2 separate regions of the Mus musculus genome follow, and region 2 is linked to region 1. The links are chromatin loops, found by intact Hi-C in ENCODE. Cell type or tissue: left cerebral cortex. All regions are shown on one strand. Each heading gives the region's core, and the rest is flanking DNA. Links, peaks and the distances in the headings are about the cores only.

Evidence for each region. Peaks named below come from ENCODE experiments on the same cell type or tissue, not always from the same donor. Only the 100,000 strongest peaks of a DNase experiment are listed, where the experiment ranks them.
Region 2: it touches region 1 in a loop (4-fold over the local background); 2 of 42 quality-filtered maps call a loop at or near these places.

The regions. Positions count from the first base shown.
Region 1 is chr13:100,822,019-100,833,530 of GRCm38, forward strand. Slc30a5 (solute carrier family 30 (zinc transporter), member 5) reads right to left here and starts at 11,409. Exons shown (of 16, transcript NM_022885.2): 1 at 11,083-11,409; 2 at 6,882-7,004; 3 at 4,434-4,500; 4 at 2,898-2,983. The coding sequence starts at 11,159. In left cerebral cortex, for the core only: no CTCF peak of the experiment used is centred there; a DNase peak (open chromatin) is centred at 6,424; H3K4me3 peaks cover 480 bases.
Region 2 is chr13:100,613,998-100,625,509 of GRCm38, forward strand. It overlaps Marveld2 (MARVEL (membrane-associating) domain containing 2), which reads right to left and starts at 2,974. Exons shown (of 7, transcript NM_001038602.4): 1 at 2,929-2,974. Rad17 (RAD17 checkpoint clamp loader component) reads right to left here. Exons shown (of 17, transcript NM_001044371.2): 14 at 10,423-10,569; 15 at 8,801-8,921; 16 at 5,097-5,154; 17 at 3,167-3,935. The coding sequence ends at 3,647. In left cerebral cortex, for the core only: CTCF peaks have their summits at 2,706, 2,911 and 6,211 (motif pointing right); DNase peaks (open chromatin) are centred at 2,845 and 2,965; H3K4me3 peaks cover 723 bases; H3K27ac peaks cover 124 bases.

The DNA of each region.
Region 1 (11,512 bases), core at 1,954-9,953:
GCTCCAGCCCTTTAGATTTCTCGTGGGTATTAGCAAAGACTTTGTAAGTTTGTTGCTGGGGCTGGATGATGATCCAGTGAGTAACAACACTTGCTGCTCTTGCAGAGGACCCAGCTTTGGTTCTCAGAACCACAATTCTGCAACTTCAGTTTCAGGGCATGCTGTACCCTCTTCTGGTGTCTGCACACCCTAGCCACATACATGCAGCCAAAACACTCACATAACATAATTAAATACATCTAAAACAATAGTAAAGCGCATATTAAAATTTTTGTTTTTGAGAAGAACTTAGTACATTGCCCAGGCTAGCCTCAAACTCCTAGGATAAAGTGATTTTCTTGTCTCAGCCTTCTAATTAGTTGAAGCTACCAGTCCATAGCCCACTCTACCTAGCTCTGAAGTAAAAACTTTGAAAGAATGAATTTTAAGGTAAGTGAATTATTATTATTTTCCTATACAGAGTTTCACTATTAGCCTTGCCTGTCCTGGAACGAACTCTCACACACACTCACTCACTCTCTCTCTCTCTCTCTGGTTTTTTTTTTTTTTTTTTTTTGAGACAGGGTTTCTCTGTGTAGCCCTGGCTGTCCTGGAACTCCCTCTGTAGACCAGGCTGGCCTGGAACTCAGAAATTCGCCTGCCTCTGCCTCCCAAGTGCTGGGATTAAAGGCGTGCACCACCACCGCCCGGTGAATTATTCTTCTTAAAATATATTTGTGTTAGGGCTGGAGAGATGTCTCAGTGGTTCAAGTAGCTTACTGCTTTTATAGAGGACATGGTTTGGTTCCAAGCACCCACATAAGAGTGCACAGCCACCTGGAATTGCAGTTTCAGTGTATCTGACTCTCTTGACTTCTTCCTGCTCCCATATACACTTACACATTCTCAGGTGTATACACCTACACCTACAGTAAAAATAAATAGGGGCTAGAAAGGTGGTTCAGCAGTTATGGCCAGTTGCTGTTCTCTCAAAGGACTCAAAATCAGTTCCTAGCACTCATGTCAAGCAGTTCCAGAGGAAGCCTCATCTGGCCTCCATGGGCACCCACACGCACGTGGCACACACACATAAATAAAAGTAAAAAATAAATGTAAAGCACTCTTGCTTATATTTACTATATTTAATGAAGTCTTCTATGTGGAATTGTTTGGCTAGTCTGGCTTTCACAGTAAGTTCCAGGTTGGTCAGCGAAACCATAGTGAGACCCTGTCTAAAGAAAGAAAGATGGAGAGCCTGACTCCAATAGGAAAGTGGCTGGAGAGACGCAGTTCAGTGTGAGGCCCTACATTCAATCTCCAGGACAGGGTTTGAATCAAACACCAAAGACCCAAACCAACAACAAGGAGTCTTAGAGATCTAAATATTAACCCATTTCCAGCTCTCTGTTAAATATGTCATTTTCTTCTTTGCCCAGGTCTGTAATGAAAGAACACTGATTATAACTTTAATTTTTATCATATTTAGAAGGTTCTAATTTAAGAAATTAATTTATCAACATGGCAATACTAACCTAAAATAAGACAGACTACAAAACATCATTGTGCTCAGTTCTGAAGTACACACTTTAAAGTGTACCATGGGTTTAGTAAAAGATGGAGAAGAGCTGGTGAAATGGCTCAGCAGTTAAGAGCACTGACTACTCTTCGGGAGGTCCTGAGTTCAATTCCCAGCAACCACATGGTGGCTCACAACCACCTGTTATTGGATCCAATGCCCTCTTCTGGTGTATCAGTGACAGGATGCTCATATACATTATATAAATCTTTAAGACAAAACAAACAAAGCCAATGGAGGAAGGCAGTATGGGTAGTGGTAAGGAGTATAACGCAGCAGGGAGATGACTAAATCTATGAACAACATAATTTCATAAGTAAGAAAATTAAAACACGGTGGCTGATAACACTCAATTATGATCAAGCTTAAACTCAACAGGTTCCATGGAAGTTGAGAAACTCAACCAACCTTCCCATTCCTCTAGGGTGTGGCTGCTATACACTGTATCTGAAAAGCAGGGGGCAAATAAGGCAAAGCAGTTCCAGCCCACAGGGTACTTCGCTGGCTTCCAGAAGGCCTCTCCTCCCCCCTCCTCACTACTGTAGTGGAGATTCTTCACAAGTTCTTTCATTCCAGCCCTCATGTCTTGCCCTCATCCTCTCCCTAACCAAAGGCAAGGGCAAGGCAGCGCCTCTTTTTATACTTTGTTGCTAACACCTTTTAGAGACCAGAAAAAAAATTCTTAAAAGCCAGGAGTGGTGGTACACACGTGTAATCCCAGCACTACTGAGACACAGGCAAGCAGATCTGTAGCCTGGTCAACAGAGTGAGTTCCAAGACAGCAAATGTTGCAGAGAAACCTGTCTCAAAAAAAAGAAAAAGAAAAAAAGAAAGCCTTCCGGGGAGCTGCACGTTTCAATGTTTACTCTTTTTCAGCATTTCCTCCTTGAACTGGCCCCACATGCAGAGAGACATTATCTACACAGACCGGAGAAAGGGCTGAGTGCACTTGCGGGGCTAAGAGGAAAACCATGGCACCTGTTGAGACGGCTCATCTTTACTGGTTTGTTTCACTTCCCATTTCAGACATTTTAGCTTCTCCATCTGAAACTTTTTGGATTCTAGCCAATAAAATATCTGTGATATTAACACATACATCAATGGTATTCACCCAAGAACTACTCGTCAGTTGTTCTATGTTGAAATGTATTCAACGCTACAGAAGTGACACAGACAGTTGTGCACGAAAATCTCTGACATAAACATTGGAACAAGGGCCGATGAGACCTGCAAGCCCTCTCATCTCCACGTGTGCACATAACAAATACAAGACACAGAACAGATTCACGTCAAATGAAGAGGTGTGAACAAATAGTGAAGATACATACATGTTTGTATTTACCTTAGTGGTCCACAAAGAGTAAGGCCAAAAAACCATAAAAGTGATATGATACATCCAGCAACTGCATGTTTAAATATTTTGATCCACTATAAATAGAAACAACAACAAAGAACTTCAGTCATATCCATTTACTAGTAAGTATTTCCTAATAAGTAAAACCTACAAGGAGGCAGCACAGTGGAGCACGTGCCGCTGAGCCCCACACCAGGAGACAGAGGCAGGCAGACCTCTGGGATTTCAGGCCTACCTGGTCTACAGTGAGTTTCAGGTTGCTCAGGCCTAACACATCAAGACATGTCTTAAAAGAAACCAAACAATGCCCAGAAGGAAATATGATAACTATGTAACATTTTAAAGGTTAAATAATCACATATTTAACATTAAATAGAAACGCCAAGACTATCTGCCTAACCACATTCCACTATGTATCATTTGTTGCTAGGTTTTTTTGAGACAGTCTGACTATGTAGCTTTGTATACTCAGAGACCCCTCAGTCTCTACTTTCTGAGTGCTGGAATTAAAGACATACACCACCATGCCTGGCTGTTTGCTCAAATCTTTTTCCAATGCAGTATAATTTTCCATTTTTTTCACTAGTTTTCTAGCCGTAATTAATGATTTAGTCTTTTAAAAATCTTGTTCATGAGGACTTTATTTTTGATGCCAGGTTTCACCATGGAGCTCAGGCCAGCCTAGAACTCATATTGATCTTTCTGTTTCTGACTAGACGCACTATGTGAGTACATGTGTATACCACCATGTTTTCTATGAGCAATTTTTATGCTATAATCATTTGAAAATAGAGAAAAAAGACCTTCAATGGAGTTAGAAAGATAATTATATTTTAAAGATGTTCTTGGTGTCGAAAACAGAAGTCCTTAACTTGCCACTCTGATAATAATGAGGAACCTTTCTGGCATGAAGCCACCTAAAGGGTACTGCATACTCACATGAGATATAATTAAAAACCCTTACATGTATAAATTAATTTATTCCTCACAGATACATGATATAGCTATGTAATACAGATAGAGAACAATATTATTACCTCCACTTTACAAGTGAGCAAAACTGAGGCAAGAAAGATAAAATACATCCCTTTAAAATTTGCCACCCTTTTCTACATTTGAAAATATTCTATTTACATTGAAAATTTATAGTTCACTTGTGAGCCTCAACTCTGAAAGCAAGGCTTGCCCACCCGCGTGAGTTCCCGCATCAGCACTGTGTACACGGGAACGCTAGTGTAAGCCTGCAAGAGCAGCACTGGGGACACAGAGGCCGGGTCATCAGGCCTGAAAGGCCAGTTGTGGCTGCCTAACAAGGTCCAGCCCAGAATGGGCTACAGGAGGTTCCGCCTCAAACCAGACCAGACCAGACCAAATCAACCAACCAAAACAACAACAACAAAGCCTCAAAAAAACAAAAGTCCCAAAAGAAAACAGGAAACAGTCTAGAAGTTTTCAAAACAGGGCACTTTACTCTGGCCCACTGAGAGGAAAGCTGTAGGAGCAAGTGACTCGCCCACATCTCACCTGATGCTTTGTAATAGGTTTCCCAGAAGAAAACGGTTTTTGAAACAAAACCATAAAAAATGCAGTCCTGTAAACATTAAGAGAGTAACATATTAACATTAGTTACAAGGTGCAGTTTTAATAAATACACCAGAACACCCTGTCCTTTAGAGCAGAGCTTTTCAAACTCTACCTGTGGCCCCTTTCCAGCTGATGTATTTTATGCTATTGTGATATATAGATACGTAAAATATATGTACAGATCAAACATTTACTGCTGACAAATCAAATTTATCTTTAAAATATATCTTAGTCTTTGGTGTAAATGATTTTACTATTTATTAAAGATAAAAGCAAATTTTTACACTAATGAGATGGATGTGTTTACACACATTAGATACACTAATCTGATACAAAAATGTTGAAGAATGATACCAGAAAAATATTAAATCCTTGCTATAATTAAACCATTATGATTCTGTAAGGGCAGAAAATTTTTTATATAATACAAAAACACTAATTCAAAACACAAGAGTATTGCTGGTCAGTGTGGCACATGCCTTTAATCGTAGCATCCCTGAGGCAGAGGCAGGTGGATCTCAGTGAGTTAGAGGCTAGCCTGGTCTACAGAGCAAGCTCCATGTCAGCCAAAGCTACAGAGACCCTGCGTCAGGAAATAAAACAGCAACAGAAGAACTGTAGCAGAGACTGTCCTTAGCGACGAGGCTTTCATGGCAGAACTCAGGACTTCCTGATAACTGTCTTCACAACTAGTTCATAAACCACAAAGTAGTAATGGGTATGAACATTGCATCTCATGACTGATCCTGGACTTATGAGTCTCGGCCTCCTAAGTGGTGGGATTACTGGCATGGGCCACTATGATTAGTTTCAATACTTTTAATACCTGAAAATAGCAAAGAAAATAATTCATCTTCTCTTAAGCTCGATAGTAATAAATCTTGAGCCAATAAAACAGTAACAGGCCTTCATCTTTTTACTGTCAGTTAAATACAAATGCTTAACTTTTCTAATCAAGAACCTCTTTCCTAACCTGGCAAACTACAGCCTTAAGAGTATTAGCACAGAGTGGGTTACTATTCATCTCAAGGACTATAAGCCTCTACTGAGGAAGAAAATGGCACACAAACTGTACAGTTTACAGAACATGAGGGCCCCGTACTCTGACGAGGTTATGTAGGGGGCACAGCCCAGCATGATCTAACTTGGAAACAAGAAATGTTTGTACTAGCCGAGGGTGGTGCACACCTTTAATCCCAGCACTTGGGAGGCAGAGGCAGGTGGATTTCTGAGTTCAAGGGCAGCCTGGTCTACCCCAGGACAGCCAGGGATACACAGAGAAACCCTGTCTCGAAAAACCAAAAAAAAAAAAAAGAAAGGAAGAAAGAAAGAAAGAAAGAAAGAAAGAAAGAAATGTCTGTACTAAGTCAAGCTTAGGTAATATTTTAATAATTGCCTCATGACTGAGCTACATCAGAAGATAGTCTACGACTCCACAGGGAGTATATACTTTTTAAAGATTTACTTTATTTTTAGTTATGTGTATGTGTGTGTCTACATATGTGGATCCATGCCCACAGAGGCCAGAAGAATTTCAACTCTGGAGCTGGCATTATAGGCAGGTATGAACCACACAGATAGATACTGGGAACTGAGGCTGGGACCCCTGCAAGTGCAGTCAGTGCTCTTAACTGCTGAGCCATCTCTCCAGCCTGTCAAAATCACTTTTATGAAAATACAACATCTCCATTTTTTTTTTTACATCTGTCCTCAGAAGTGTGAGGGAACCCTCATCTTCTATGAAATTAAATGATACAAGACATTACAAAAGACTGATTGCTAGCACAGATAGGAACCACACAGTCTATTAAGCAAGGCATTAAAAGAGCTTTGCAAGAATCTTAGCAATACAAACTGAACTAAAAGCCTGTTTGGCAAGTCATTAGAATTCAACTAACTTCTTTTACTTTATTTTTGGGACAGAGCCTCACTGTGTAACTGGGGCTGGCCTCCAATTAATTCATGATCCTCATGACTAAAGTTCCCACGTGCTGGGATTATGGGCTACTACACTCAGCTGAAATAACTTTTTCTACAGGTCTCTATACTTCTACTCTTGTACAAGCTTCTATTTATAGAAAAAAAATTCAGTTAGCTGTCAGAAGAAATAAACTTCACAGAACATATAAGTAAGATTTCTTAAAAATAGTCAAAAGAGGATTTTCAGAGAAATAAAAAACATTAAGAGCCAGGCATGGTGGTGCACACCTTTAATCCCAGCACTTGGGAGGGAGAGGCAGGTGAATTTCTGAGTTTGAGGCCAGCCTGGTCTACAGAGTAAGTTCCAGGACAGCCAGGGCTACAAAGAGAAACCCTGTCTCGAAAAACAAAACAAAACAAACAAACAAACAAACAAACAAAAACCATTAAGGCCCTCTCCATACTCACCCAAGTTTTAATATAAAAATAAATTGAACAATGTGAACAGCTTTTAGGAGATCATATGATTCAAAAAGTCCCACAGCCTTCAAACATTTGGTTAAACACAGCAATAAAATGTATCTTGTTAATCTGAAAAATAAGAACAGGAACAATTTTTAATATAATTGAAATCACTAGGATCACTGTAATCTTATTTTCCTCTCATAATACCCATAATAAAAACTACAGAAATACACATGAACACATAGAAAACAATAAAAACCCTCTCCAAACAACCCACCATCCACATGTTAACTACTGCTAAAACTTTGGGTCCTATACTCCTGGTTTATTTTCAACGTATATTAATGTCTAAGGTAGGCCTGGTGGCATATGCCTGTAATCCCAGTTACTTGGGAAGCTGAGCAGAAAGATTTGCTTTCTTTTTGCCAGACTTCCCTTGGTCTCATGGCCCTTTGTAGCATCCAACATGCACTAAGTGAGCATGGAATATTCAACCCAGGCCTGGGTAGCTTCAGGCACAGCCTCACCTCTTTCTCCTGACAGGGAAAGGAGTGCCTTGAGCTAGTCTACCTTATCTCTGCCTTAAAGGAAAACCTTTTATTACCATCCCCCTTTTTGAGATAGGATCTTACTATGTAGTACAGACCAATCTCAAACTCATGACCATCTTATCTAACTTACCTAAAATTTACATTTTTATTTATATTTTTAGTCAAACCCCAAATACATTAAAAAGTAATTTAAAAATTTTTAGCTAAAGATGCTGTATCCATTTAATAAGTCTAACTATAAAAGTTAATATAGAATAAACAATAGCAGGGAAGAACCATAAGGAATTCATCTGTGGGGTGGGGGTGGGGCACTGTGGGCAATCCGGTTTCTTTTATGCGGGAGAATCCCTATCTATCCAAGCCTCTCCAGTTCCATGATTCTGTGTAATAACCAAGACACACGCAAGGCCCTGTCCTCAAGGAGTTCCAGGTCTTCAGGAAAGAACAGGCAAGCAGACCGGCTACGCTTCCCAAGTAAGCTGACAGACACCTCTAAAATACGAGCATTGGGCAGGAGACCTTGAAGATCCTACTGCATTTAGTTTAGTTCAATTTAGCCAATTTAGTTTAGCCTAATTTAGCAGTAGATTGCTTATGATTAAAATCAAGGAAAAGTCAAACTGCATGTAAATACTTGTTTTACAAAGAATATAGACTTCTATATAACGTATTAAAAATAAAAAAACTAGGTCTTGAATGAGAGATATGAAGCTATTCATGTAAAATGCTCATGATATATTAGTATTAATAAGCCAACTTTATTTTCATACACACATATGTGCATAGCACCCCAAAGGTCATAACGTTAATTCCTGAGTAGCTGATTATTGGAAAGGTTTTAAAAAAATCACTTCTAGCTCTCTCCTCACAGGTAAACAATTTACAAACCTTTTCCTATGTTTGTCAACAAATATTTTCTCCACATTTACAATCATGCACATAACTCAAGAGCTTTCTGCTTATAATTATCAAATTAGAAAAATTACTTCAACTTTTAAATATAGTATTCTTTGATTTAAAAAATTCCTTTATTACATATATTATTATTATTACTATTATTTGTGTGTGTGTGCATGTGTGCTCGCATAAGAGCATATGAAGTCAGAAACTCACAGAGTTGGCTCTCTCCTCCCATACAGGTCCAAGGGGTCAAATTCAGGCCATCAGTCTTGGCGGTAAAGACCTGTACCTGCTGAACTGTCTTGCTAGTTCCTGGATTTTTTTTTTTGTTGTTGTTGTTTTGTTTTTGTTTTTTAAAGACAGGGCTTCTTTTTGTAGCTCTGGCCTGGAGCTCAGAGATCGCCTGCCTCTGCCTCCCAAGTGCTGGGATTAGCTGTGTGCCACCACATCCTCAAGCGTCTGCAGTCTTTGATTGTCAAAGTTCTAGTTACTACAACTTCCTGCTGGACATCTAGACAAGACTAGTTAAGGCTAAGTAACCATACACAGAAACACCGCAGTTCATATTAAGGGGGGAAATGACTGGTAGGTGAAGACAGGGATGGGAGACTTTCTTATACAGGTTACTGAGCCTCTGGGCAGAGCTGGGGCATTCAACCCAGCTCCCCAACTCAGGAACCACTGCTTGCTATTAAGTGACCAAATAAAAATATAACTGGTCTTCTATGTGGTTGGTTAGAAATTTCTTCAGGTCTCTAAACTCGCAATTATTAAATTTTGGATATGAGTTTATAGTTCCTTCTTGAAATGTGTCCACTGCTGCCACTCACAGTCTCTAGATATCAAGAGAGGAGGAGGGCATGGGGGCAGGTACGAGGGAGAATATGCCCAAACAATGTACACACATAAGCACTTGCTGCGTGTGTGAGCGTGAGCCCCTGGCACTCACGTAAGGCCAGGGTGTCAGTCACTGCACTACAGAGGCAGAGGGAAGCCTGAGGCTGCTAGGCCGCATCCAGGCCCAGAGAGGGCCTCTGCCTCAAGGAACAGGCCATACCAGCACATAATTCACACACATATACAGCAAAGCTGCTGACCAGGTACAGCGGCCTATGTTAGCACTTGCAAAGCTAAGGAAGGAGGTGGCCAGTTGTGGACACCATGGTATAATATCTTGTCTCAAAAATAATTTTGATGTATAATAATAATAATACTAGTTCAATTCAATGAATTCAAGCATTCATAGGTGTAAACAGAAGGCATGCATAGTAAATACACAGATTCTGAAACAACTCAGACTGCCAGGTCATTCATTAGTTGTGTGACCTTAGGCAACTCAGTTTCCTGCCCTATCAAACAAGGATACTACTACTTAGCTTGTAGTGTTCTTGGAAAGACTAAAGGGATCTATACACTAAGAGTCTTTGGGGCATAGGAGGTACTCAGCAAATGCTGGCAGCCCTGACCACTGGAATTTGTGCACTCAGGCATAAAAATAACCACACTGGAAGGATCTGATCATTTCGAATGTTGCAGTTAAGATCCAGTGCTCGAGCATACAGAAAACTCTGGAAACCTGAAATCCCTTGAAATTCAGCCAGCTCTGAGTCAAAATTTGAATTCTGTAATAACCTACGATAGAAGGGCAACTCTGCCAAGCAAATAATACAGGTAAGTTGGCAAAGGATGTTTACCACGTTTAAACTATTTATACTCTCACTCTCCCCCCCCCCCCATCCTTGAACTGTTTGAGAGTAAATGAAGTATATCACATTTTACCCTTGTATTTCCTAAAAATATGGCAACTCTGCTATGAAATCTGGAGTTATCAACAGGAAATTTAACAAAGATCTGATACTTTAATCTGTCTCCATAGTCCAATTTTGTGACCTGACCTAGTCTTGTCCCTTCTATTACTTCCCTTTATTACCAAACCATAGCACTAGCCCCTTCTGCATCTAGCTGTTTTATGGTCACTGGTTGACACGTGACATGCTATAAATGAATTGCTGAAAATAGACAGAAAACCAAATGCATTCTGCAAATCCCGCAGTTGGTTTAAATTCTACTCGGCATATGGGTTCCACCCCCACCCCCCCAGACAAAAGTTAGCTGGTATCGCTGTAACCACGGTCTAAGAACCTTTTCAAAAACAATCACGAAATCTCATCGTACATACTGCTAACCAGTTTGAACGAAATTGTTGGGCTTTATTTAACACCACCTCAGAACTTAGGACAGGACCTAAGGGCACAACTGGCTAGAGGCTTTAGGAAAAGGAAAATAATTTAGGCTGGAGGAAAAGTAAAGAATTTCCACGCTACGAATCCCCGTACGGCATGAGTTTTGGGGGAGAGGGGGAACGTACATTTCGTACTATTAGAATAAGCCCCCACCTCTCCCCACAAAACCACGGCAACGAAAACTCGATGACAGGGTTGCATTTTTGCTGTGCTGTATACCCAAGTTCATCGGCTTGTACTTTGGTTTCTTCGCCTGAGACGGTGACACCTTGCGCATATCCTCTGGGCGAGCCGTGGGACAGGCTACGGAGCCCTGCGTTACTTAAGTGGCAGGGAGGGACATTCAGATCCTCTCTCTCTAGGGACTGGAACCTGGCAGGCAGTGCGTCCCGAGCCCAGACTCCCGCCCGCTCGCCGATCTCAAGCCACGGACCGCAGAGGTAGCCCGCGGGGTCCGAGCAAGGCGGGAAGCTTGTCCGCACCGCCGGCGGCCGTGGAATCCCACCTTACCGGGCGCTGGGCACGTCCACCGGCCCGAGGCCACCGCCGGGCCCGGGCCGCGCGTCCCCGCCGTACTTCTCCTCCATGCAGGCTCAGGAGCCGCTGCCCGCGCCGCGGGCTCTCCTCATGGCTCGCCGCCGCTGCGGAAGCGCGGGCGCAGGCGCGTCACTCCCCCATGTCAGCAGCGTCCTCGCAAGCTCGGCAGTCTCCGCCGCTAGCCCGGGCTCGGCAAGCAGGCACACGCACGCTGGGCGGGACTAGGCCGCGGGCTGTTCCGGCAGCGCCGTTCCCCGGAGGCCGTACGGGCAGGAACGTTACCGGGCCACGTCATCCGCCCCGGCAGCCCTCACTCCCGGGGGAGTGACCAATCCTGCGCCTGCGCGCTGGTGGACACGTGGCTTCGCTTCACTCAGGCTCCTCCCACCGCTGGGAAGGCTCC
Region 2 (11,512 bases), core at 2,626-10,625, 210 kb before region 1:
ATTGTCTGAGACCCTTCCATGGATCAGACACACCAAGGTTGTACTTAAGTTCCCTGCCTTTATGGAATTTAGATCCTACTGTGGGTGGCAGGTGATGGAGAAGCAAAATGCATAATGCCCCAAGGGTCAAAGTCTTTAAGAGGAGAAAGGAGGGCCCTGCAGGCAGTGGGGTACAGCATCAGCAAGGTGAGGGAAGTCTTCGTGGAGGAAGCAACAAATATAGAAATAAAGGTGAAGGTAGAAACCAAGGGGACCTCTGGATGCTCTAGGCAAATGGAACAGCTACACCGCCTAACATGCTAAGGAAATACCCAATCAGAGAGCTCAGCAAGGAAGCAACAGAATGAGACACACAGTAGGTCCAACGCCAAATGAATCACTTAAGATCTTAAATCCACTGGCTATGAAAGGGATGTAAGAAGCCATCAAGAGGATTGGGAGTTGAGGAGTGACAGGATCTGACTTGTTTTAATAGGATCTCTTTGGATGTGGTATTCAGAGTTCAACCCAGAAGGTGAAGGCTGACATGAGGAGACTGTTGATACATGCCCCAAAGGATCATGGGAAGAGCCATGGAGACAGCAAGGCCTTACATTCTAGATGCAGGACATGTAAAATAAGTGGTCACTGAGGAATTTAAACGTAATCTAAAGTGGGAAGGGTAGCATCGAGAACCTCCACATCCCACAGGTCAGCTTCAGTAACGACCCCTGTAAGACCAATCCTCTTCAGAGTTCACCATTCCTTCCCTGTCCTAGTCCTCTACCGAATTACTTAGAAGCAGGCCCAGAGGGTCTGGAGAGATGACTCAGTGGTTAGCGACAATGGCTGCTCTTCCAGAGGACCTGGGTTCAATTCCCAGCCTCCTATGGAGGCTCGCAACCAACTGTAACTCTAGTTCCAAATGATCTAACAGGCTCTTCAGCTTCCATGAGCACTGCACACATATGGTGCACACACATGCAGGCAAAACACCCACATAAAACAAACAAACAAACAAAAATGCTAGACTTCTATCTGATCGCTTTATGGTAAATTCATTTCTCCATCCCCAGAGAATAGGAGATTTCACAAGAGTTTCAGCAGTCCCTTAGGGAATCCAAGTGGAGATGCAGCCTGTCCAGAGAGAAGAGACTGTCACCAGACCAGACACAACCACCCAACAGATCAGTGGGTTTCAGCCTTCTTAATGCTTCTATCCTTTAATACAGTTCCTCATGTTGTGGTGACCCCCCCCACCACCACCACAAAATTATTTTGTTGTTACTTCATAACTGTAATTTTGCTACCATTACGAACTATAATGTAAATATCTGTTTTCCAATGGTCTCAGGGGATCCCTGTGAGAGGGTCATGCCCTACAGGTTGGACCATTGTAATAGATGGAACACAGAGGAAAGAGTCCAGGAAGAAATTTCAGGGTCCTCTAATTAGACACCCCAAGTCTGGAGGATTAACTACGATCACCCAGAAAGGTGTGCAAGGCAAACCAGAAGCTTTCCAGATGACAACTGTCTTAGGGTTTTACTGCTGTGATAAAACACCATTAACACATAACTTAGGGAGAAATGGTTTACTTTCACTTACAATACTCAAGCCACACTGCGATACTGAGAGAACTCAGGGCAGGAACCGGGAGGCAGGGGCTAATGCAGAGGCCATGGAGGAGTGCTGCTTACTGGTTTCTCCTCTTGGCTTGCTAAGTTTGTTTTCTTATTATCCAGGACCAGCGGCAGCACCATTCATAGAGACCTGGGCCCTCGGATGTAAATCACCAATCAAGTAAATGGACCACAGGTTTGCCCGCACACAGGTCAACTCAGTGGGGGCAATTTTCTCAACTGAGGTTCGGTCTTCTAAGAGGACTGTAACTTGTGTCAAGTTGACATAAAACCTGCCGGCACAACAGCAATTATCTTTGCCCTTTTGTCTTTATCTCTTTGCTCTTTAAAAAAGACAACGTTTACATCTAACACATGCCTAAGAATGTAGAAGCAAAAACACAACAAATAAACGGAAGGAGATTTGAGGTCTTTAGGGTGTATATAGTTTGCACGGCGGCATCCCGCTGGTTAATTTAACTCCTAAAAGTATGACTCACTGTAACGGATTCAACTCATCTTCACCTGTGGAAAACCGCTCGTTTGAGTTACATCACTTTATCATTTAAATAAAACACAAAAATGTGTAGACTAGTAGAAGAGCAAACTGTGCTACCTAGCAAGGAATCTTCAGCGGTATTTGACCACATCTTAAATATACAGATAAAACCTTACAGGTTGTCCTTGAGCCCCCTGGGCTCCACCTAGCTCGGTCGCAGGTCTTTTGTTTGCTTGGAGCCAGGGAGTTAGGAATGCCACAGCTGTGGCCAGAAAAATGGTTCACTGAGCGTCACGGGGATCGAGCCTGGTCACCTTCACACACGCACAATCGCCCCTTCAGTTGCCTCTAAAGTTTTGCTGCCTCCAGAAAGTGGACTACCGCCACAGATACTTGGGGGTTTGGGGTGGGGGAGCAGCGGAGCTGCAGCCGCGAGCGGACCGACAGATACCCAGCAATCCCGCCAGGGTCCCCCATCTAGCCTCCCGGCACCGCGACTATACCCACCCGGTGCGTGTCCCGCCTTCGCTTTCTTCTCTGGAAAATCCACTCTGGCTTCCGCCCCAAGGTGGCCGTTGTCTCGGTCAGGCCAGCCGGGAAAGTGGCGAGGGCGGCGCCACCAGGCGCCCGGAAGGACGGCGGCGGTCCAGCCGGCCGCACCTGTCGCTGCAGCGAAACCCGCCCACGCCGCCCCCGGAGCCCGGCGCGCCCGCGTGCTCCCGCTTCAGCCTGGCCGCGGGAGGGAGGCGGCTCCGGGGATGTGTGCCCAGGGCGAAAGGCCCACCCCGCGGGCTCGGCGTCCCGTCGCCGCATCGCGGCCCCACTCACCTGCGCGGCCGCCGGAACAGCACGCTCTGCCGCGGGCACCGAAACTGGGACCGAGCTCCCGGGGCGTGGCCGAGCCGCAGTGCCCCGCCCGCCTGGCCACCTAGCTGAGGCCAGGAAGCAGGCATAGCATAGGTGCTACCAGCTCCTTCCCATTTTAGAACATTTGCTCTACTTGCCTTGCCTGGACCCAAGGCAGACAGTGCGCGGTAGGTAATGTTAAAGGATAAGAAGAACAAGATGAAATCCAACGTTTTTAATTTTGATATAAATTATGTAAATACTTTCCAGAAGTATCTAAAATATTCCACTGTACAACATACCAAAAATGGTATCCGAAAAGCTAGATGCAAACTGTAAGTAAGGCACAAGGTTTATTTATACTCATAATTGCATCCTAAACTGTTTTATAAATCAAATTTCCAACACCCCATAAAGTCCGTATATTCTGGATTACTCCTTCACATTTTGATATTTAGTACAACATTCATACACTTCACACCGTGACTTCTCCTCAAACCATTCACAAGACTAAATAAATACTAAGCACTGAGTACTTGAGACCTGCTTTACTTCAAGATGACAGTCGTCAGTTGCTGTGACGAATACGATAAGGAACTGAGCAATTAACAAATTGCTTGTCCTTCAGAGACGTGTTCAAGTACCACTGAATAGACTAAAATTTATCTCTCAAGGAGCAACCTGATTGGCAGGCTGTTCTCTATGTCTCCTCGCTGTCATAGTCCTCTATTATTATGTCTTCCTCTTCCTCCTCCTCTTCTTCCATGTCCACTTTGGAGGAAAAGGGCTGAGGCTGGCTGGCAGGCAGATCGCTCCCGCTGTTCTGACTCAGCGGAAGGGACCAGGTCTCTGGGTCGGCATTCTGAGCAGCCTGCGCGGGTTCACCGGGAGCTTCCTGAGCCGGCTGCCCTCCGCTGTGCGGGGACTCATCCCCACTGTCAGGGTCTATCAGCCCCAGCTCTCGGTCAGTCAGGGCTTCCATTTTCAACCTGTCAGAGTCACAGCGAAGACATCAGTGGGAACCAAACAGAAAACTCCTTGAAATTATGAACTAAGTGGTCTTTCCACTCACACACAAAAAATACAAGGCAAATGACCAACTGTGAATAAGTCCTTTCTGCTATCAAAAGTGTTACTGTCTTCAGCAGAGTTCCTATAGACTAATATTTATATGTATACATTAAAAATGAGCATAAGGGGAGAGGGTATGGGGGGGGCTTTTGGGATAGCATTGGAAATGTAAATGAAGAAAATACCTAATAAAAAAATAATATTAGTAGTCCTGAGGATAGAACCCAGAGCCTTGGGCATGCTAAACAAACACTTTCCAACTCATCTACACCTAAGCCAGTAAAAAGATTTTTTAAATCAGGAAAAAAAAATGAGCATAAGACAGAAATCTCAGGAAACACAAATGGGTCGACTTGACTGTCCAACTAAATATGAAATTTTAAAATAGAAACTAAAGCTGGGCATGGTGCTCACACCTTTAATCCCACACTCAGGAGGCAAAGGCAGGCACTGGACCTCTGAGTTTAAGCAGCCAAAACTGCATAAAGGGTCTCTGTCTCCAAAAAGGAACTAAACCAATGAACTTCGTCCAGCTGTGTGGTATGGCCTATAATATAATACACTTGGGAGGCTATGATAAGAGAAGTTTGAGTCTAGACTCCACTACATAGTGAGACCTTGTCTCAAAACAAATCTATTCTTTTTTGTATTATTTTTATTTTTTATTGTTACTTCTAAACTAGAAAAGGGTACTTTAGGGTTTTGTTTTGTTTTTTATGTCTATAGTTAGACAGCCTAGCTTGAGTTATAAGGCAGTTATAACTGCTAAGCAAGGGTGCTAGGAACCAAACTCAGGTTCTCTGGTCAGTACTCAACCAGTGAACCATCTCTTCAGTCCTAGTTCCTTTTAATTTATTTTTTAATTAACTGACTGATTACTTCTTAAGTCAGGGTCTATCTACATAGCTGTGTCTATCCTGTAAGACAGGCTGGCCTGAGCTCATAGAGTCCACCTACCTACACCTTCTGAGTGTTAGAAAGAAAGATCTGTGCCCAGCTGTTTCATACTTCGTGAGCAGTGTTGAAGTGTTGACTGACTGTAAGCTAATCATACTCAGTAGACAAGGTCATCAGCTTACCTTCCAAAGCTTCGCTTCAAAGGAAGTCTTCCAACATCTTGGATAAAAGAAATCTGAGCTGAAAAGATTTTAAGATTTACTTATTATATGTAAGTACACTGTAGCTGTCTTCAGAACCCCAGAAGAGGACATCAGATCTCATTACAGATGGTTGTGAGCCACCATGTGGTTGCTGGGAATTGGACTCAAGACCTTCAGAAGAGCAGTCAGTGCTTTTAACCGCTGAGCCATCTCTCCAGCCCTTAACAAAGTTTTAAATGCCATCATTTAAAAATGTATTTTTAGCTGGGCAGTGGTGGTGCATGCCTTTAATTCCAGCACTTAGGAGGCAGAGGCAGGCGGATTTCTGAGTTCGAGGCCAGCCCGATCTACAAAGTGAGTTCCAGGACAGCCAGGGCTACACAGAGAAACCCTATCTCAAAAAACCAAAAAAAAATTAATAAAATAAAATAAATAAATAAATAAATTGTATTTTTAGTTGACAAATTTAAACTATATATTTATGGTGTACATGACATTTTCATGTGTGTATACCTTATAGAATAGCTAGACCAACTATTAACATGTATTATACTACATGATTTTTTTGGTAAGAACACCTGAAATATAGTCTTGGGTCACCAAGATGACTCAGTGGGGGAAAGGTGATGAACTGAGTTCAATCTCCAAAACCCACTAGATAGGAGAGAATTGACTTCAGTAGTATCCACTAGATAGGAGAGAATTGACCTTAGTAGTATCCTTTGATATTCATGTGAATGTTGTGGCACACACACATGCATGTACACCCACATACACTAAATAAATAAATAACTCGGATTTTTCAAATGCATATTAATAGTAACTACCATGATGTATGAGACTTATCTCCTTCATCTAATGTTTTGTCCTCTGACTAACACCTCAGTTTCTTTACCTGGTCTCTGGTAACCAAAATTTACTATCTATGAATTTGACTTTCCTTTTCCTCATACAAGAGAGATTATGTAGTATTTTTCTCTTTGTATCTGGGCTTATTTCATTTAATTTTTTTTAAAGATTTATTTACTTATTATATGTAAGTACAATGTATATGTAAGTACAATGTATATGTAAGTACAATGTAGCTGTCCTCAGATACACCAGAAGAGGGCATCAATCTAATTACAGATGGTTGTGAGCCACCATGTGGTTGCTGGGATTTGAACTCAGGAACTCCAGAAGAGCACTCAGTGCTCTTAACCGCTGAGCCATCTCTCCAGCCCCTATTTCATTTAATTTAATATCATTAAAGTTCACACATATTTTTGCAAAACAAAGGAAATTTTTTTCTAAATAAAATATACAAATGGCCAATAAGCAAGCACCATCATTATCCTTAATGCTGACCATCATTAATCCTTAGAGGGAAGTAAACAAAGAGAGACCACTACACAGCTAAGAGAACTACTATTTTAAATTAGGAAGGCAAGTCTCCAAAAAATATAAGAATCACATATAACCCACAAATTCCACTTGGGAGTATAAAAAAATCAAAATGGAAAATAAAAAAAGCTGGTGGCGTCTGCATTCCTGTCCACCTTTAATCCCACACCTGAGAGGCAGATGCAGGAAAATCTGTGAGTTCAAAGACCCTGTATCCAAAATCCAAAAGGACAAAAAAAAAAAAAAAGGAAGAAAGCATGAAAGAATTCAATTAATCAATCAATCAAAATGAGCTCTCAGGAAAAGTCTGTGGGCTGGCAAGGTAATTAGAGGTGCCTGCCTACCAAGCCTGGTGTCCTGAGCTTGAACCCTGGGACCTACGTGGTAGGAAAGCGCCAACTCCACAAAGTTGTCCCTCACATCTCAGAACTCTAAATAAAGTAAAAATATAATTGTACCTGGGTGTGGTGGTGCACACCTTTAATTCCCACAGCCCAGGAGGCAGAGGCAGGCAGATCTCTGAGTTCTAGGCTAGTCTGGTCTGTACAGAGTTTCAGGACAGCCAGGGATACACAGAGGGACCCTGCCTCAAAAAATTAACTAACTAACTAAATGAATAAAAAATAAAAAAGTAACCGGAAAAATCTTTAAAAAAGGCATTTTTGAATTCTCATGTTTGTAACAACAGCATCTACTGGTGATATAAGCAGAGTACCCCCTGTGTCATTAGTATACACACACACACACACACACATCATTAGTGTATACACACACACACACACATAACAGAAGAATGGGGCTGGTGAGATGGTTCAGTGGGTAAGAGCACCCGACTGCTCTTCCAAAGGTCCAGAGTTCAAATCCCAGCAACCACATGGTGGCTCACAACCATCCGTAACAAGATCTGACTCCCTCTTCTGGTGTGTCTGAAGACAGCTACAATGTACTTACATATAATAATAAATAAATCTTTAAAAAAAAAAAAAAACAGAAGAATGGACATACATATGTTGAATAAGCATATGTAAGATGTAAGTAGGGCTGGGCAGACAAGCCAGTTGATAATGTGCTTGCTTTGCAAGAATGAGGACCTGAGTTCAATGCCAAGAATTTAAAATTTAAAATAGGCACATGTCCTGTCTTGTGCCTGTAATCCTAGCCCTGGGAAGTAGACAGGTGGGTCCCTATTGCAGGCTAGTGAGAGACCCTGCTGAAAGAATGGTGGGCAGTATCTGAGCAACAATACCTAAGGCTGTCTTCTGACTTCTACATGCATGTGCACACATGGACGGGGACACACACACACACACACACACACACACACACACACACGCCTATGTGTGTACTGATTACATAAGCAAATATATTTAGGAAAATGAAAGGCAATTTCATTTTCAAAAGTGGAGGGTGATCTGGGATTCATTTCAGTGGTACAGCATTGACCTCGCTTGTACAAGGAAGGCCCCAAATTTTGTTTTTTTTAAGACAGACAGAGATTCTGTGTATAACAGCCCTCCTTGGCTGTCCTAGACCTTGTACTGTGTAGACCAGGCTGGCTTAGAACTCCTAGAGGTCTACCTCTGTTTCCCAAGTACTGGAATTAAAGGTATGTACCACCATGTTTGGCTGGAAGGCCCTAAATTTGATTCTAAGCACTTTAAAAGAAAAACAGCAAGTATGACCTCCAGCCCCCACAAACAATAACAACCACAACAAAAGGAGGTCCAGATATGGAAAGGAAGAAGGCTAGCATAAACTTTGCAGGGCTAGGTAGAAATGCAAAGTTCTACTGTGAACTTGTTACACACAAACAAAGCATTCTGGTTTCTTTCATGACAAAGCTTAGAAATGACACTGGGTTGCCACAGAGATGGCTCAGCTGTTAAGAACGTTTATAGCATTAGACTCAAATTGGCTCACCAGCAACCACGTCAGCCAATTCATAAACACCTGTCATTCCAGCTAAATGCTCCAGTACCCTTCTGCCCTCTGCTTGCATCTGCACCATGTGAACATATACATAATAAAAAATAATAAAAAGAAATAAATCACAGCTGAAAGCAGTATCGACTAGTCAAATTTGAACAAATTGAAATCAAAATAAATGAGTGTAAGGAGTTACAACTGAAGAAGCAAGACTCGAGAGTCTTTATCAATGTAAACCAAAAATTAAAACAAAGGAGAATCAAAACTACTCTTTACAGTACAATTCACAGACAAAAACCTGGAAGGAAGGACTATAGACTAAAACATGTAACTAATAGGTACTGAGTGCTCTGCAGACAAGGAAACCCTGTTACCTTTATTTCGCATTGGAATGGTCAGAAGAGCAAGATATGGCAAGAGCTGAGTCTGGAGACACAAAGCTGGTAGGCAGAAGTCAACAAAGAGTGCTTTTGCTGCCAGGCAATTTTCCCGATACTGTAGAAAATAAAATTTAAAAGATGGTTACATGCATCTATATAGCATGGTGGTACATTTTAATCCCAGCACTCAGAAGGCAGAGACAGGTTGATCTTTGTAAGTTTGAGACCAGCCCGGTCTACACATCAAGTTCTGGGACAGCCAGACCTACAGAGTGAAATGCTGTTTGAAACAAATATCAATTCTAACTGTATATAAGTTCATTAATACTTTGGGTCTGGCTAATTTTGGTATGCAATATTTTTATTTATTAGTAAGTTTTTAAATAAAAAGGCTATGAAATAAAAAATTAAAAACCAAACACCCAGGTCAAGGAAAAACAAGCAAAAAAAATGGTTATGAATTCATAGTTTATTATGCTACAAAGACTGTGAATTTGTATACCATAAGGATACTTTTATTTTTAATGCAACCAGACTGGCCTCCAACTTACAATCTTCTTGATTCCACCCTATGAGTATATAAATATATTTAAAATGCTTATCTAGGACTGGTAAGACATAAAGGTGTTTGTGGCCAAGATTGTGACCTGAATTCAATCCCTGGGTCCCACACGGTGGAAGGAGACTCTCAATTTATCTTTTGATCTCTTTATGTTCCTCTCCTCAACACACGCACACACAGATAAACAACCCTCAAGCTCACTGCCTCTCACTGAAATTTGTATCCTAAGGTTTAATATTTTAACTTATCTAATTTTAGGTTTTGACATAGGATTGCCCCATGTACCTCAGGCTGGTCTCAGATTTGTAACTATTTTGCAGAAATAAACTACCACACTGAACACTATGTTATTTCTGTGTTTTTGTTTTTGCATAGGGTCTCTCTATGTAGCCCTGGCTGTCTCAGAATTCACTATGTAACCCAGGCTGGCCTTGAACTCACATCGGTGTTCAAGCTCCGGCCACTGGGGCTCTGGACTGAAGGCATGAGCCACCGTAGCTAGAAAAGTCCTGGGGTTTAGGAGCTTACTAGCAATGATTTCATACTTTCCTTTCTAGTTGTTAAAAAGATAATAAGCTTAGTGAGGCAGCACAAGGCTAGGAGGATCAGAAGTTGTTTAGGAACACCCAGGAACCCAGGACAAGACTCTTAACTAAAAACCAAACAAACAAAAATCCAGCTTTGAGACATAATTCATATATGATGAAGTTAGTGTACAGAGTCTCACTGTGTAGTTAGTCCAGGTGGACTTGAACTCATGATCCTCTTACCTCGGGCCAACAGTGCTGAGATTAGAGCTCATCTCAATTATAGCTATAGGTTATAATTTATCTCAGTCCCCATTATATTAGCCATTTAATTCTCTCAGGTAATTTCAATAATAATATACTTACAAAGACTACCCAGCCACAACCATTAACCAAGAAGCACACTACATATTGCTATAACCCCATCCCCCCCTCAGCCTCCATATCATCGACCTCATAATCCATTCAATCACCTATATTATTAGAACAAAGTACCTCGATAATCTCATAATTCATTACAATGTTACCTTTTTCTGTATTAGAAACCACTGGGGCTTATGTAAGGGTCGAAAGCTTGATCCTCCTTGGCAGTGAGCGAACCCCCGGGCTTTGTTGGAATGCATCACACCTCTTGTAGCTACGGATGTACTATATTCCCTGAGTAACGAGCGTGTCTAGCAAATGAGACAGGATGGAAGACATTTAGGAAATACTATTGTTGTTAGTATCAACACATAAATAAGAACTGCTCATATGTATTTTTTATATTCATTTTCCAACATCATCAAAGGCTGCTACAAGATTATTTAAGACAAGCTCAGCTGAGACATAGGGATCAAATGCACTGCATGAACTTCTGAACAGGGTCTTTGGTGGAGTTGGTAAAGTCTTTGGTAGGGCTGGGAGAAACATTTTTCTGGCAACTAGGAAATAATAATAAATTACTAAAGTATTTTTGCCTTGTTGCTTTTTAAGACAAGGTCTCCTCTAAGTAGGCCAGGCTAGTCTTCATTTTGATACCTCCTGTCTCACTCTCCTGAGTACCAGAATTACAAGCGTGTACCATTATGCCCAACCTAAATTAATATTATCTAAATTAACAGCAACTTTAAGTGTAACAGCAGTATTATGGCTTTAGTAGAATGGTCTTTATTTATGTATGTTTGCAATTATTTTCCACCAAAAACTAGTATATAATATGTAAGAGAATAGGCAAATATAGCAAAGTAGAGAAAAATTAAAGTTAAAGGTATGTAGGTTTTCAGTCTCCTGCTTTTCAACTTACCTATAGATTTGAAATTCTCAAAATAAAAAAGCAATTATGCTTAGATGCTAAAACTGTAAGGTGACGGCTATGCCTATTACTAAGTCGATCACTATGCAATGTGTCCATGAATCTGACACTACACTGCACCTCTTCTATGTGAAAACATGTGGTAATTAAAAAGGGTTTTGTCAAAAACTAAATGAAGGGCCATGCAATAGTGGTGCATTCCTTTAATTCCAGAACTCAGGAAGCAGAGGCAGGCAGATCTCTGAGTTAGGGCCAGCTGGGTCTACAGAGTGAGCTCCAGGACAGCCAAGACTACACAGAGAAATCCTGTCTCAGAAAAAAAA